Linked DNA regions of Homo sapiens: region 1 is linked to region 2. Evidence: read pairs that join two places in POLR2A ChIA-PET (ENCODE). Cell type or tissue: Panc1. All regions are shown on one strand.

Region 1 (4,000 bases), 430 kb before region 2:
CAAAACCATTCAACAGCCAGGGAACGTGGCTGAGAATTACTAGTAGTTTTGTGTTGCTGGAACTAAGGATGAACTTGGGTGAGTGACAAGAAATAAACCTAGAGAAGAATGAATGTGGAGGGCCATACATGCTAAACAATAGAGTGTGAATGTTATCCTGAAAGCTATAGAGAATCTTTCAAAAATGTTATATCAGATATTTGTATGATCAGGTTATATTATTTGTGGAAAAATCCTTTTGCCCATAGATCTATTCTCTTGCTTTCTTCCTTCAGTTAATGGTATCCTCCATCCCTGCAACGTCATGAACTAGAAACTGGGGGAATCTTGGGGCAATTTCCCTCTGCCAAGTCCTTTTTGGGGCCCCTCTCAAGGAGCCATTCCTTTCTATTCTGTGACGCTGCCTGTGTCTGTTCAGGCCTCTGCCTGTTCTTGCCAGGACTACTATGGTGGGCCCCCCTAACTTGTACCAAGGCATCTGCTCTTTCAGGGAATTTCCTGTTCCCCAACCTAGCCTGGGGCAGACTGGTTCTCTCTGCTTTGGTAGCTAATACGGTTGGATGTTTGTCCCTTCCAAATCTCATGTTGAAATGTAATCTCCAGTGTTGGAGGTGGGGTCTGGTGGGAGGTGTTAGGGTCATGGGGGTGGATCCCTCATGAATGTCTTAGTGCCCACCTCGCAGTAATGAGTCTCATTCTATTAGTTCACAAGAGAGCTGGTTGTTTAAAGAGACTGGCACCTTCTCCCTTCTCTCTCTTGCCCTCTGTCACCATGCGATGTGCCTGCTCCCGCTTCGCCTTCTGCCATGATTGTAGGCTCCCTGAGTCCTCACCAGAAGTAGATGCTGGCGCCACACTTCCTGTACAGCCTTCAGAACCATGAGCCAAAATAAACTCTTTTCTTTATAAATTACCCAGTCTCAGGTATTTCTTTTTAGCAATGCAAACAGACTAACACAGTAGTCCATATCCCTCTCCTAGCAGTTATCACCCTGCCTCATAACCATTTACCGTCTGGCTCTGCACCGTGTGCTGTGTGTGCATATGCTCTAAGGATGCTCTGTTTTCACTGCTCAGCCCAGCTGCAGGGATAGCACCCAGTGCACTATAGATATTGCATACACGAATAAACCAACCCCAGCCCTTTAATAAGATTGGCAAATGAAAGCACCCTATAGCTTTAAAAAAAAAAATAAGAAAGAAAAAAGTTCTAAGGCCTTAGTGAACCACTCTGAAACAAAGGTTTTTCCTCATCAACTTCCAAGCTTCCAATGCTCATGTTCTTTTTTTTTTTTTTTTTTTTTTTGAGATGGAGTCTTGTTCTGTCAGCCAGGCTGGAGTGCAGTGGCATGATCTCGGCTCACTGCAACCTCCACCTCCTGGATTCAAGTGATTCTCCTGCCTCAGCCTCCCAAGTAGCTGGGATTACAGGCATGTGCCACCACACCCAGCTAATTTTTGTATTTTTAGTAGAAACGGAGTTTCACCATGTTGGCCAGGGTGGTCTCGAACTCCTAACCTCAAGCGATCCCCCTGCCTCAGCCTCCCAAAGTGCTGGCTTACAGGTGTGAGCCACTGGGCCAGGCTCATGTTCTTTTTCTCTATCCTTCTCTCTCCCCTATGTAACTCTCTACCTTGTCCGACTATGCATGATATAGAACTGAAATCTGCAGTGTGTGTGGATGTATGTGTGTGAGTACATGCAATGCTTTATTTACCTGTTTTAATTTGAAAATGTGAATAGTCATGTAGTTTTTCTGAATTGTGTGGTGAGTTTGAGTTTTAATTTTCATATTACAATAGCCCTTGGTGGTTTTAATTTTCATATTACAGTAGCCCTTATAGTAGGAATACACGTTTTGTATTCCTAACATAGCTGTATAAAAAACACTCCTTAAGCTATGCACAGGCGTGCGCGCGCACACACACACACACACACACACACTCATAGTCACTCACTCTATCCTTGTTGTCCATGTTACAGGTATTGATGTAAAGTCCTTTAAGTATTTTTGTAAGAAAACGTTTCTAAGTTGAATCCTCTGAACTGAATATCGTGCCATAGAAAAGATATTCTCAAAAGCATCTCTTTGCAGCTCATGGGACTGAAAACATCCATGGGCTCAGCACAAATGCACCTAACACATTCCACTCCTTTTTCAGAGGTAACCATACGGAAATAAATGATAGGAATAATGCCGAATATATTTCAGTTATTTAAAAGCAAGTTATTTACATACTTAAGTACTTTGAGTACACAGAACAGCACCTTGACTTCACTTCTATTTGTTTATTCTGTTGATTTTAAAAAAATTCTGTCTGCTTTTTATGTAATGGGACTTTTATTATCAGAGTTGAATTCAGTATCTATTGCTTTGTAACAGATTACCCCAACATTTAGTGGTTTCAAACCACACGCGTGTATGATCTCCCAGTTTCTGTGTGTTGGGAATCCGGGCATGGCTTCGCTGGGAGACTTACCCAGCTGCAGTCAAGGTTCAACTGGGCACTGATCCGCTTCTAAGCAGTTGGTGGCAGGATTCAGTTTCTTACAGGCTGCTGGACCAAGGGCTTCAGTTCCTGGTCGGCTGTTGGCGGAGGCCACCCTCAGTTCCTGGCCATGTGGGCCTCTCTAACATGGCAGCTCACTTCATCAAAGCCAGCAAGAGAGAGAGCCTGCATTACAACCTCTTGTGACCTAATCACAGATGTGATATTTCATCAACTTTGCTATATTCTACTTGTCAGAAGCAAGTTACCAGATTCAACTCACACTCAAGGGAAGGGAATTACACAAGGATATTAGTATTGAGATATGGGGGGTCATTGGGGAAAATTTTAGAAGTTGGTCTTCTACAAGATGAAGCCATTAAAAAAAGAGACTATTTGAATATGTCACCTTTGCTCTTTTATATTGAATGAGAGCTCCATCAATACTTTTTTGTTAACCCCCTGATTAAAACACACTGGTTTACTTAAATACTTTATTCTCAAATATTAAATGGAAAACAAAACATGATTTCTTTATTTTTTATTTTTTTTTTAGATAGGGTCTCTTGCTCTGTCACCCAGGCTGGAGTGCAGTGGCACAACCATAGCTCACTGCAACCCTGACCTACTGGGCTCAAGCAATCCTCCTGCCTCAGCCTCTTGAGTAGCTGGGACTACAGGTGTGTGCCACCATGCTCAGCTTGATTTCTAACATTGCCCGGCTTGATTTCTTTTTTTTACTGATCTCTTCATTACCAACATGAGCTAACATTTATTTTTGCAATGCGATGATAATTCAGACTGCTGTGGTTGCCAGTGACAGAAGACAAATGTGAACCTGTTTAAGCAAAAGAGGGAAAAGGGGAAATACGTTGGCTCAAGTAACCAAGGCATGGGAAGGGCCTTAGGGACAGCTGCAACTAAGATCCCCAGGTCCATCAGGCCTCCCTCTGCAAGCCCTGTGTCTGCTCTTCTCTCTGAAGGCCTTGTCCTCGTGGCCACCAGCAGCTTGATCTCCCAGCTTTGCCATTAGGATGGAACTGAGACTCACACTGTCAGGCCCTGATGTCTAAATTGCCAATTGGCTCTGTTTTCCTCAACTTGAATCACACACCCATCTCTGGACAAGTTGAATGCAGTCAAAGGTGTCAAGGGTTGGGCCCCAGGGAGCCCCTGTGCCAGGAAGAGGGCCCTACTAGAGCATGGTGGCCGCCATGGAGCCACGTGATTGGAAAAGGCCAAAGCTGATCTGCCAGAAGAAGAGAGAGGAGAGCTGGACAGGCAAGATAGCAGCTCTTTCCTGCCCTCAGTGTCTGTCTTCCTTGCACATAACATACATACAAGGTGTATGTACGTGTGTAAAACTTGGGTGAGGGCTGGGCACTGTGGTTCACACCTATAGTCCCAGCTACTTGGGAGGCTGAGGCAGGAGGATCACTGGAGCCCAGGAGGTTGAGGCTGCAGTAGGCTATGATAGTGCCACTGTACTCCAGCCTGGGCGACAGAGAGA
Region 2 (4,000 bases):
TAGTAGTGCCTGGCACATTAGAAGTGCTCACACACATTGGCTGAATAAATGAAGAATCCTGCATTCATTCACCCTAGTTCTAGCTGTAACAATAGAATCCTATTCACTCTGGGTAGTTCTAGAGCCAGTTAGAGATATTGTATTGCATTCTGGAGACCCTCCAAGTCCAAGGAATTTCACCGTGTCTACAGAATACCCCTGTCTCCAAAGAAACTACATTTCAGTTCCAAGTAGTTGTACCACAGTCATAAACACAACCACAAAGGAGAAATGGAAACAAACCACCAAAACACTGTGACTGGGAGGCCCAACTCCTCTCAACCACTGAAGAGCAGTTTCTAAACAAACACAAAGGGAATTGTACCTGCTCTGGGTCCTGCCAAAAGAATAGAAAGCAAACCCAAGAAAGTCAGACTGGCACCAAGTGAGAACCCAACAGGGCCAAATAGGAAGCTCACTGGGGGAGGAGAGATGCCAGGATTAGTGGTGGTAGGAGGTTGACCTAATTCCACTGTGTTCAAGGGATATTACTGCCTGGTCCAATGAGTCATACAGCTCAGGCATGTCATATCATTTTAACCACAGATAATAAGAATAACAACCTCCTTTTATTGAGTGATTACTAAGTACCGGCCCTATGCTAAGCACTCTTTACACATTAGCTCACTTTTGCTAAGACTGGGCAGGGAGGTAATCAAGTCGCAGGAGTCATCCAGGTAGGCAAAAGAAATATGAAGGCAAGCGCACCACCAAGGCTGAGGACAGGAAATTTGGATGTTGACAGACAAGTGTCTGCCCCACCTCTAATTCGTTAAGCTGATGATTCCCAAACACACATCGGAGTAAACTGGGAAAGTTTTCAAAAGACAGCTTTCTGAGTCCCCCTCAGACTCACTGAATCAGAATTTCTAAGGACAAGGCCCAGAAATCCATATTTTTATCTATATTTTTAAAATCTATATTTAAAAATCCCAATTTAAAAAAAAAACCACCCTGAATTCACACTTGTGAATATCCCACATACACGTGGGCCCTTAAAGAAAGTGCAGATGCTAAAATAACCCAGGACCCTACATTGGCTTATTCCCAAACTGCTTTCATTTAGTCCCAGCTCTACTGGGTCTCAAATCCATGGCTCTAAAACCCTAGACATTCTTTGGGCCTGTGGACAGGTGTTTCTCAGGCTTTGCATCTGAGTTAGTCCCCAAATCCTTAGGATTAACTTGACTCCTGGGCATTTTGTGCCACTATAGGTGGTTACGTCCTCCCACCCCAGACATTTGCATCTAAACAAGCAGTGCCAGAGCCCTGTTAGTGAGGATGAGTAGGGGACACTTGGACCCAGGATACCAGCAATGAGACCATCATACAGAAGGATGAGTGTCCTGCAAGACCTGGCCCAACTAAAAGCCTCATAGCTATTGCCTGTTAGGGGAGGAATGAGTCTCTTAGCAGTCCCTGAGCACACATTGAAAAAGGATGCAAGTGAGGCGGCGAATGAGGGGTCTGAGCTTGAAGGTAGCCCTAGGACCTCCTCAACAGGCTCCCAGGTTCTGAATCCTGTTCACGAATCTTCCTTCTCCTGCATCAAGAACCATCTCCACCAACCCCCATCTCTGGTCTTTACCACAGGAAAACACCTCTGCTCAATCCTGGCAACCATCCACCACCCACAGACAAAAATAGACCAGCTGGCCTCTGCAAGCACGTTGCTTTCACTGATGAGAAACAAACACCCATTTAGTTTACTTTCTCTTCAAAAGTCCAGGAAGCCTCTTGACAGAAGATACTGGGAAGTTTTAGTGAAGGCCAAGGGCTTAAGTTTTGAAACCTAAACCATTTGACAGGCCCCGTGAAGGTGAAACTTATGGTCACATTGAAGCTCTTGCACTTTGAGTCTCATTTGCTAAATGTAGTAAGGCATTCATCGGGGTCTCTGAGACGCAGAAAAAAATGTAACGACAGTGAGGCATATGTGTGCTTCACGCAAGAAAGAACTTTTTTTTTTTTTTTTTTTTGAGACAGAGTTGCCCTCTTTTACCCAGGCTGGAGTGCAGTGGCACAATCTCAGCTCACTGCAACCTCATCCTTCCAGGTTCAAGCAATTCTCCTGCCTCAGCCTCCCAAGTAGCTGGGATTACAGGCGTGCTCCACGACACCCAGCTAATTTTTGTATTTTTTACAGGGTTTCACCATGTTGGCCAGGCTGGTCTTGAACTCCTAGCCTTGGGTGATTCACCCGCCTCAGCCTCCCAAAGTGCTGGGATTACAGGCATGAGCCACTATGCCCGACATGAAAGAACTTTCTAATGGAGTTGACCATCAGGAGAAGAGTCTGCCTGGGAGATGTGAGATCATTTCCATTGGATGTGACTCTAATTATCTATCAGCCATGCCATAGGTGTGAGGTTGGACCAAGAGAACCTTTAAGATATCTTCCAAGCTCTAACTCTACGACTCTGTAATCATTATCACCATAAACTGGGCACCTTTTCCACAAGGGGCTTGTGTAAAATGTGGAACAATCAACTTGGAAAAGGCCTATTCAAGAATCAGAACTTCTTGTGTTCTGAGGGATATTCCTACAAATCTCCGAGGACATAATAACTTACCAATATATAGTCTAGGAATATTTCTGAATGTTTCAGTCACTGAGAGTCCAGGAAGCCTCTCTTCTGGACAGTGTCTGCTAATTAGCTCCCTTGTTGAAATAGTCTGTATCCACCACCAAACACCCTGAGAGTGCTATCCTTTCCTGATGGATACATTATAGTTTATTTCTGAAATAGTTTATCTCTCAAATCTCTCTCTAACTCACACCTCTCCCCTGCTTAGATTGTTCCAATCAGTTGGACATTTTATTTGTATTTCAAACTACCTACACTTGAATATCTGTTAGACATTTTAAACTGAAAATACCCCAAACTCGTCTTCTGCCACCAAACTTGCTCCTCCCACCAAACTTGCTCCTCCCACAGTCTTGCCTGTTTCAATTAATGGCAACTCTATCCTTTCAATATGCTGGGACAAAAACCTTGGAGTCATTTGCGACTTATTTTACACCTTATAGCCAGTCTTTCAGAAAAACCTGTTGTTCCTACTTTCAAAATATATTCAGATTATGACCACTTCTCATCACCTGCACTGCTGCCACCTGGTCTAAGGCCATGGTTCTCTCTCACCGAGATTACCACAGTAACGTTTTCAACTCATCTCTCTGCTTCCATCTTTCAGTCTTTCTCAGCACAGGATCCAGAGTAGGGTGATGGAAATGTACTATATGGCTATTGTGGTGGTGGTTACATGACTCCATACATTTGTGAAAACTCATCAAATGGTACTCTTAAAATTGACAAATTTTATTATATACAAATTATATTGCAAGGCCAGCCATGGTAGCTCATGCCTATAATCCCAGCACTTTGGAAAGCCAAGGTGGAAAGATCGCTTGAGCCCAGGAGTCTGAGGCCAGCCTGGGCAATATAGTAAGACCCTGTCTCTACAAAAAATAAAAAAATAAAAAATTAGCCAGACGTGGTGGTGTGTGCCTATAGTCCCAGCTACTTAGGGGGCTGAGGTGGGAGAATTGCTTGAGCCTAGGAGGTCAAGGCTGCAGTGAGATATGATTGTGCCACTGCACTCCAGCCTGGGCAACAGAGCAAGACCCTGTCTCAAAAAAATTGTATTGCAATAAAGATTAAAAATGCAAATTAGATTATGTCATTTATTGGATCAAAACCATAAAAAATGGATTCCCATTTCATTCAGAGTATAATCCAGAGTTCTTACAATGGCCTTCAAGGTCCTGTTTAATCTATTACCCCATTAGCTGTCTGACCTCACCTCCTTTTCGCTCACTTAGCTCTACCACACTGGCCTACTCATTGTTCTTCTGTCATACCAGGAACACACCCACCTCAGGATCTTGTATGTGTTTACCTGTCTAGAACACTCTTGTTCTAGTTATTATCTGCATCCTTGATCCTTCTTCTTACAGTAT

The links. ChIA-PET counts read pairs that join two places held together with the same protein. Peaks named below come from ENCODE experiments on the same cell type or tissue, not always from the same donor. Only the 100,000 strongest peaks of a DNase experiment are listed, where the experiment ranks them.
Region 1: POLR2A ChIA-PET joins it to region 2 with 15 read pairs; 2 of 35 experiments call an interaction of 5 or more read pairs at or near these places.

Annotation. Positions count from the first base shown.
Region 1 is chr1:211,726,875-211,730,874 of GRCh38, forward strand. No RefSeq gene overlaps it. Among named protein-coding and RNA genes, the nearest start is that of NEK2-DT, 53 kb to the left of the region's middle. In Panc1, no CTCF peak of the experiment used is centred here; no DNase peak of the experiment used is centred here; H3K27ac peaks cover 1,315 bases.
Region 2 is chr1:212,161,089-212,165,088 of GRCh38, forward strand. No RefSeq gene overlaps it. Among named protein-coding and RNA genes, the nearest start is that of MIR3122, 85 kb to the left of the region's middle. RefSeq lists an enhancer at 145-254. In Panc1, no CTCF peak of the experiment used is centred here; no DNase peak of the experiment used is centred here.